2 separate regions of the Homo sapiens genome follow, and region 1 is linked to region 2. A link is a contact called in ENCODE Hi-C or POLR2A ChIA-PET data. All regions are on one chromosome and are shown on one strand. The core of a region is the stretch at or near the end of the contact, and the rest is flanking DNA. Distances in the headings are between cores, read along the strand shown.

Region 1 (3,706 bases), core at 733-3,232, 1.2 Mb after region 2:
GGTAGTTAATTTTATGTCAAATTGATTGAGCTAAAAAATGCCCAGGTAGCTGGTAAAATGTTTTTTTCTGGGTGTGTTAGGGAGGGTGTTTCTGAAAGAGATCAGCACTGGAATCAGCGGACTAAGTAAAGAATTCCCACCCTCACCAATATGGTGGGTGTCATCAATCCACTGAGGGCCTGAATAGAACAAAAAGCGGGCAGAAGGGCAAATTCCCTCTTCTTCTTGAGCTGGGCCATCCATCTTCTCCTGCCCTTGGACACTGGAGCCCCTTGTTCTCCAGCTTTTGGATTCAGACTGGGTCTTGCACCATTGCCCTCCATCTTCTCCTGCCCTTGGACACTGGAGCCCCTTGTTCTCCAGCTTTTGGATTCAGACTGGGTCTTGCACCATTGCCCTCCTTGATGCTCAGGCCTTTGAATGCAGACTGGTCTCCACCAGCAGCTTTTCTGAGTCTCCAGCTTGCAGATGGCAAACCATGAAACTTCATGGTGTCCATGAGCATGTGAACCAATTTCTATTATAAATCTGCAATATATATATATGAGGAGACTTATTTATATATTGGTTCAGTTTCTCTGGAGAGCCTTGGCTAATATAAAGTCTATACTCTACAAAGTGCCCTAGGTACTCAGGGAGTACCCAAGTGTGTCATGACCAGCCCGACAGCCCTGGCTGCTGGCTTCCCCGCACACAACTCTGCACGCTGCCTTCATCAGCCTTTCTCTCTCAGCTGAACCGAGGGCATTGAAGCGGGCCTCTGGCACTGTACCTATGAGGGAGCAATATCTTCCCCTACACTGACCTCTTCCGTGCCGAGATGCAGCCCTCCCTGCTGCCACTAGTTACAGTGGTCCATGTTCCCTTTCAAAGTGAAGTTTTGATAAAAGCACCTCTTAACCAATGCCAAATAGCTAAGTCTGGGACAAAGATTGCAGGTATTTTGCATTTTCCATGTAACCTCAGAGGGATTGCCATTCACACTGATCTGAGCTGCAGAATACCAGGCAGCCACCTCACCCACCCAGCAGGTCCACTCTTATACTTTCTCAGAAAGCACAGCCACTCTACTCTTATTCAGTTGAAAAGAATTTCCAGGAAGGTGTTTCTGCGATTGCCTCAGAAAAGTCAGTTCCCTTTGGGAATTTCCCTTAGGGATCATCTGTAACTCCATTTCTGCCTTTTACCTGAATTCTTTGGTTTGGTTTGAATTCTTTGGTTTAATTTATGAATTCCCTTTATTACTTTTCTCTGAAGAAATGGAGATATCAGCTGTCCCTCCCCACTGCCATTTATTCCTTCCTTCATTCAAACCTTATGTGGCTGCTACTTACCGTGTGTTAAGTGTTCACTTTTTTTCTTGGAATTCAAAAAAAGAAGGACAGTATTTGGGGCACAGATCTTTTGGTGTTCTATACATTTTTTTAAAGTTTCATTTTACATTTGTGTGTGCGTGTGTGTGTGTGTGTGAGACAGTCTTGCTCTGTTGCCCAGGCTGGAGTGCAGTGGCATAATCATTGGCTCACTGTAGCCTCAAAGTCCTGGGCCCAAGCAATCTTCCCACCTCAGCCACCCAAAATGCTGGGGTTACAGGTTTATGCCACTCTGTCTGACCTGAAAGTTTTGGGTTTACTTTCCCTTCTTTCTCTTTGCTGAAGTCAGAGATGATGGCAGCTTCCAGATTCTCTGGTGCCTGTGCTGGGCTCGTGCTGGTCATGGTCTTGGGTCCAGGATTCATTCTGGAGACTCTCAGGGAAGTTTCCCATGACAAGGAAATGTAGGAGAGTGTGCTGGCTTTGCGTGCTCCTCTGCCAAGCCCTGCTTCTCCTGGTGGGACACACTGAACCACAGCCAGGGCATTTTGGTGGTTAGTTAAAAAAAAAAAAAAAAAAAAAAAAAGGAAGAAGAAGGCACTGTGTAATTGTGCCGGGGATCTTCAGAAATTGTAATGATGAAAGAGTGCAAGCTCTCACTTCCCCTTCCTGTACAGGGCAGGTTGTGCAGCTGGAGGCAGAGCAGTCCTCTCTGGGGAGCCTGAAGCAAACATGGATCAAGAAACTGTAGGCAATGTTGTCCTGTTGGCCATCGTCACCCTCATCAGCGTGGTCCAGAATGGTAAGGAAAGCCCTTCACTCAGGGAAGAACAGAAGGGGAGATTTTCTTTGATGGTTGTTTGGAAGTCAGGCTTAAACAATTGTGTCTGTGTGTGCGCATGCACAAACACTTTTACCTTATCTTTATTTTCTTCTTTTTATTTGAATGTATAGGGTTGTGTGTATTTCTGTGTAAATTTGGGGTTTTCCTCCTCTTAGTCTTTCACTTTTGTGGTGATTACCAGTCCCATTTTTAGAGCCAGGGCTGCAACTTGAAGGTTTTGCTAAAACCCTCACCGAAGTGTCTATGATCAGCATTTTAACTATTAATTAATGTGGCCAGGCAAGGGGTGGAAGGTGAGAAGACTAGAAAGGGAACATGATATACACATTTACTCAGATACTGGGCTTTTCTAACATCTGCAGTGCAATTGAAGTTACCAGTCATCTGCAGTCTAAAAAGAAAGTGATTTTGGGAGGTGCGTAGAAAAAATCATCTTATTATTTTTCCTCTATATTACTTTTTTCTTTTTTTCTCCTGAAGAAACTTTTTTTTTTGGTGATACCTTCTTTTTCTCTAGCACGTATAATTTTGGAAGCATTTTTCATATGCAGTGTATACTTCAGAAAGAGAGAGAGAGAGAGGAAAATTGTCCTGTTCAGCGTTTGCATTTCCATTATTCCTGCTATTAGTTAAAAACAACAACAACAACAAAAAACAAGCAGGATACCTAGATCTGGAAAAGGGAGAATTGTGTAGAGCTGTCTTCCTAAAGTTCTGAGTTAGGGCTGCCTCAGACCACTTTCATAACTATCTCCAGTGGCTTTGTGTTTTATATTTATTAAGATAGAGAAAAAAAGAGTAATTACTAAGGGCAGCTGCTGTAGCTTTATGGTGATTACTGAACATTGACATGCTGTCACGTTTTTGGAACTTTGAGTATTTAATCACTTTGGGATATTCTATTTTCCCCCATCTTGAGTGTGGACAGATGCTGGTGATGTAGCCTTCTGGGCACAGAGCAAGCCTCCCCCTCAGCCTCTGCACCAGAAAGGCTCAGCTTCACACACTCCAAGTATGTTTTCTACAAGAACTACACTTTGTGGCTTTCTGACCCAAACATTTTTATACTAAATTACACACAACAAAGTTGTAGCTCAGAGAGGGAACAAATGGCTTATTTAGGCCACCATTTTCTTGAGCCATTATGATTTCACACAGGGCTCCCTTGGCCCTGTAAATTGGCAAGGATTCCATTATTCAACCCGCATACATGTACAGAGACCCTGCTCTGGCCCAGATAGTATTCTGGGTACAGGCGGATAGAGCAGGAAACAAAACAGCTACAGTGATGGACAGGTCAGCCTGCAGCAATGCCTGCAGTCTCTGCAAAGGTAGCTGTATGGGTGGGCAGGTGGCTAGCACTTATTCAGCTCTGGAAGGATCTCCCCTCTGGCCTCTCCCCTGACACCCATCAATAAAACTGAGGAGCATCGGTGGACAGGGGACCTTGTGCCCCCTCCCTGCCTGTGCAGTTGGGGCTGAACCCAGCTACGAAGTTTGAGCTCACTCTCTCCAGCTCCCTCTCAATTCAGAGCTGAACTGTGGGAAG
Region 2 (3,749 bases), core at 614-3,113:
GGGTGACAGAGTGAGTCTTTGTCAAAAAAAAAAAAAAAAAAAAAAAAAGGAAGTAACTGGAAAAGAGAACAAAAAAGAGGAAAAGAAACCTACTCAGGGAGGTTTGCAGAGAGGGTCCTCCACCATAAGAAAGCAAGCAGTCAAGCCCAGCACTTCGCATGTTAGTGTCACTGTGTGCACTTATTAGCATTCACAATATCACTTCCTATTATTTGGTGGGATGATACCATTTCTCTTGCCAGAAAAGTTCATGGGAGGCTAGGAATGGTGGCTCATGCCTGTAATCCCGACACTCTGGGAGGCCGAGGTGGGTGGATCACTTGAGGTCAGGAGTTCGAGACCAGCCTGGGCAACATGGCAAAACCCCATCTCTACTAAAAATACAAACATTAGCTGGGTGTGGTGGTGCACGCCTGTAGTCCCAGCTACTTGGAAGGCTGAGATGGGAGGATCACTTGAGTCTGGGAGGTGGAGGTTGCAGTGAGCCAAGATCATACCACTGCACTCTAGCCTGGGCGACAGAGTGAGACCCTGTCTCTGTCTCTGTCTTTGTCTCTCTTTTTCTCTCTCTCTCTCTTTATATGTGTGTGTGTGTGTGTGTGTATCTATATATCTATATCTATATCTATATATTTTTTAGAAGAGTTCATGGGAGACCCTAGTTTCTGTGTTTTGATATTACAGAAATGGTCCTGTGCAAAGAGCTTTGGACTGGTCTGCATGAGTGAGACATGAAGGGTGAAGGTCTCCTTGGGCATCAGTGGTCCTTTCCCAGCCTGTGGTCCTGAGAGTCATGGCCAGAGCTGAGTGGGGCAGGGTCAGTGCAGGTGCATCTGCCCTGGGACCTGGGGAAGGGGTGCAGTGTCTCCATAGACATGCCTGTATTCCTTCAGCCTGCAGGTGGAGAGCAGCCAGCTGCCTGCCTAGCTGACAGGCATGGGAAGGTTGAGGGCTGGGAGCGCCAGTCTGGCCACGGGGCAGGTCTGAGCAGGGAGGAGGAGACTGTGTGGACTCAGCTTACGTGGCAGCTCCTATTAAGGACATGCAACCCAGTCCTGAGGCCAGGAAGACTGTGTGGGAGCCAGAGTGAAGCGGGAGTGAGAGGGAGCTGGCTGGAGGTAGGCACTGCCAGCAGGAGAGCTGGCTGCGAGAGGAAAGGGAGGCAGCGGGGCTGGGAGGATGCTGTGTTAGGGAGTGTGCACTGCACCTTGAGGGCAGTGGAGGAGGAGATAGGGGAAGGACAGGTTCCGGTTTGCACATTAGAAAGAGTGCCTGACTGCAGTGTGAGGGCAAAAGAGTGGTAATTCAGAGAAAAAGAGGAACCGTGCCAGGAAGGAGCCGGCAGAGTGGCCTGAGCTCAGGGGACTCTGTGGGTTCTAGGGACATTCAGGAGGCAGGATGGCAGGAGTTGATTATGGACTTGGTGATTAGAAGGTTTGTTGATGTGGGAGGGGTCCCAAGGGAGAGAAAGAAGTCAAGGAGGGTTTGAAGGGATCTGAATTGAGCTTCCTAAATGAGAATACATCTTTGAAATACATTCATCGCGGTCCTTCCCAAAGCCAGGGGCTAGGTGCCTCCTGGACAAGAGGCACCTCTGAGGATTCTCTCCGAGGACTGTCTGCCTCTGTGGGGTCAGATGTTGTGAAATGCCTCCAGTTCAGTGTTTTTGTGGTGTCTTCCTGACAAAGCACTAAGAAGGAGGGAGCCGAGGGCAGGCGTTGGGGGAAACCATCCTCTGTTGTGTGGTTGTGGGGGCTCTCCTTTGGCACCTCTTTCTTCAGCCCCAAGGGAAACACTCTGAGGATGCCCAGGGCACAGTGGTGGCCTGCTGATCACAGCTGCCCAGGCTGTGGTGGCTGCTGTCTGTAGTGGCCCCAGCTGGACTCCTTGTATCATTACTTGCAGGACCAGGTGGACACGCTGACCTTCCAGAGCCAGTCTCTGCGGGACAGAGCCCGCCGCTTCGAAGAGGCCTTGAGGAAGAACACAGAGGAGCAGCTGGAGGTCGTTTCTGGATTCCAGGCTTCCAGCCCCGCAGGAACCCCGCCCCAGCAAGGCCGAGGGACTCCCTCAGCAGTCTCGTCCCAAGACAAGGCCTCTCTGTGAATCCGCTGCTGAAGTGACAGCTGGTCACGACCTCCCCTGGATTTTTAAACAATTCCTGTCAGCAGCTCTCCCCTGAGACAGACAGCAGCTGTGGGTTTCTCCAGCTACGTGTTATTTTTGCCAAATTCCACAGCATTCCCCAGCTGGAGTCGTGGGGCTCCTATGATAAGCATGGTCTGGAAACCCCCCTCCGCTGGCCTGACCACCCCTTCCAGCCCATTCTCCCGCAACTTTTTAAGCTGACATGGGGCAGCCTTGGCTGCAGCATGCGTTCAGTTGAGGGGAATTTTTTCCAGAAAAGCTGGCAAAACTCCTTCCCTCTAACATGGGGTTGCCAAATAAAATACAGGACACCCAGTTAAACTTGAATTACAGATAAATAAATTTTTGAGTATAAGTATGTCCCATGCAATACTTATACTGAATTTTTTAAAATGTCATTTATCTGAATTTGGATTTAACAGGACACACTATATTTTAATTTGTTATATCCTGCAGCACTACTCCAACATGACTTTTTCTAAAATGGCTTTTCTGCTTCTTAAACCACTTTGCTCATTTCCTATGCCTGAGCTTTTTATGGGCATAGGTGGGACCTATAAGAGTCCCAGCTACCTGGTGAATCAAGTCGGCCGGGTGAATGTTAAAAGCCAGTGTTGGGTTTACTCTTTCTACCCCATGAATTCCCTGCTGGGCACAGGCTGGCAGCCCCCAGCAATTCTGGAGTCAGACTTGCCAGTGGTTGATGGCCATGTCTCACCTGTTCCCCCACAGAACTGGATTTTAGGAGGGTTCTCAGCAGGAAACTAGCAGGGCCCCTTTATCAGGGAAGGCTGTGAGCATCCTCTCTCTTTGGTGTTGCAGTTGCCATCAGGGCGCTTGTCCCAGGAGGATAGATTTAGCTGGATTCGTGACATTGGTTAATACTGGGTTTTGCCGGGAATCCTGGTCAACAGCTCATGGCTCTCTGCCTCTGTAGATTGCATTGGCTCCTTATCAGCACTTGGAAGAAGACATGAAGAGTCTGAAGCAGGTATTAGAAATGAAGAATCAGCAAATACACGAGCAAGAAAAGAAGATTCTTGAGCTGGAAAAGCTGGTGAGTTGGTCTGTTTGCTCGGGAGAGTAACCTCCATGACATTCCTGCTGTCATCACTGATGTCATCGTTGATGGTGTTCAGCCAGGTGTGTCCCTTACCTGCCCATTGCTTACACCCAAGCAGAAAATCCCACAGCTGGCCTTTCCCAGGAATCCAGGAGCTCTCATAAGGAATCTTGGAGGTGGCCTCACCTTGTCCAACTCTGGAGCCTTCCTGATGGGCAGTCTCTTTCTGCTTCGCCCTGGTTTTCCCACAGTTGTGCTGTCTTCTCGCCCTCTCTTGGGGACGTGTGGGGACCCAGCACAATGCAGCATCCCTGATGCCCAGACACTGCACGGAGCACTTTCCCCGAGCCTGCGCCTAACTCCTACGGCTGCCTGTGGAGCAGCTGCCGCCACCAGCCGCTTTACAGATGCGGAGATGGAGCTAAGGAGCCCTGGCCCAGTGCTTCCAGTCCTCACAAGGCAGAAGGGGCCAGGGATCTCCCTGGGGCCCTTTTTATAAGGCTATTAATCCCATTCACAGGGGCTCACCCTCAGGACC

What was found. Hi-C counts contacts between places; a loop is a spot of excess contacts on that map. ChIA-PET counts read pairs that join two places held with the same protein, here RNA polymerase II (POLR2A).
Region 1: a map of B cell shows a loop between it and region 2 (5-fold over the local background). The contact joins the promoter of ALOX5AP here to the enhancer-like site in region 2. A Hi-C loop is called at or near these places in 1 of 168 maps with a recorded cell type or tissue (B cell). POLR2A ChIA-PET finds 5 or more read pairs at or near these places in 1 of 52 experiments (activated B cell).

Annotation. Positions count from the first base shown.
Region 1 is chr13:30,733,561-30,737,266 of GRCh38, forward strand. It overlaps ALOX5AP (arachidonate 5-lipoxygenase activating protein), which reads left to right and starts at 1,983. Exons shown (of 5, transcript NM_001629.4): 1 at 1,983-2,115. The coding sequence starts at 2,046. The region is part of intron 2 of LOC124903146 (a long non-coding RNA gene); the gene reads right to left.
Region 2 is chr13:29,495,333-29,499,081 of GRCh38, forward strand. It overlaps MTUS2 (microtubule associated scaffold protein 2), which reads left to right. Exons shown (of 16, transcript NM_001033602.4): 13 at 1,906-2,004; 14 at 3,086-3,205. Among named protein-coding and RNA genes, the nearest start is that of MTUS2-AS1, 9.5 kb to the left of the region's middle. RefSeq lists an enhancer at 1,191-1,270. Within about 2 kb of position 1,864, at least 12 of the 41 ENCODE cell types and tissues checked have a DNase peak (open chromatin) inside an H3K27ac peak, as active enhancers do; they include B cell, where a contact is called at or near this core.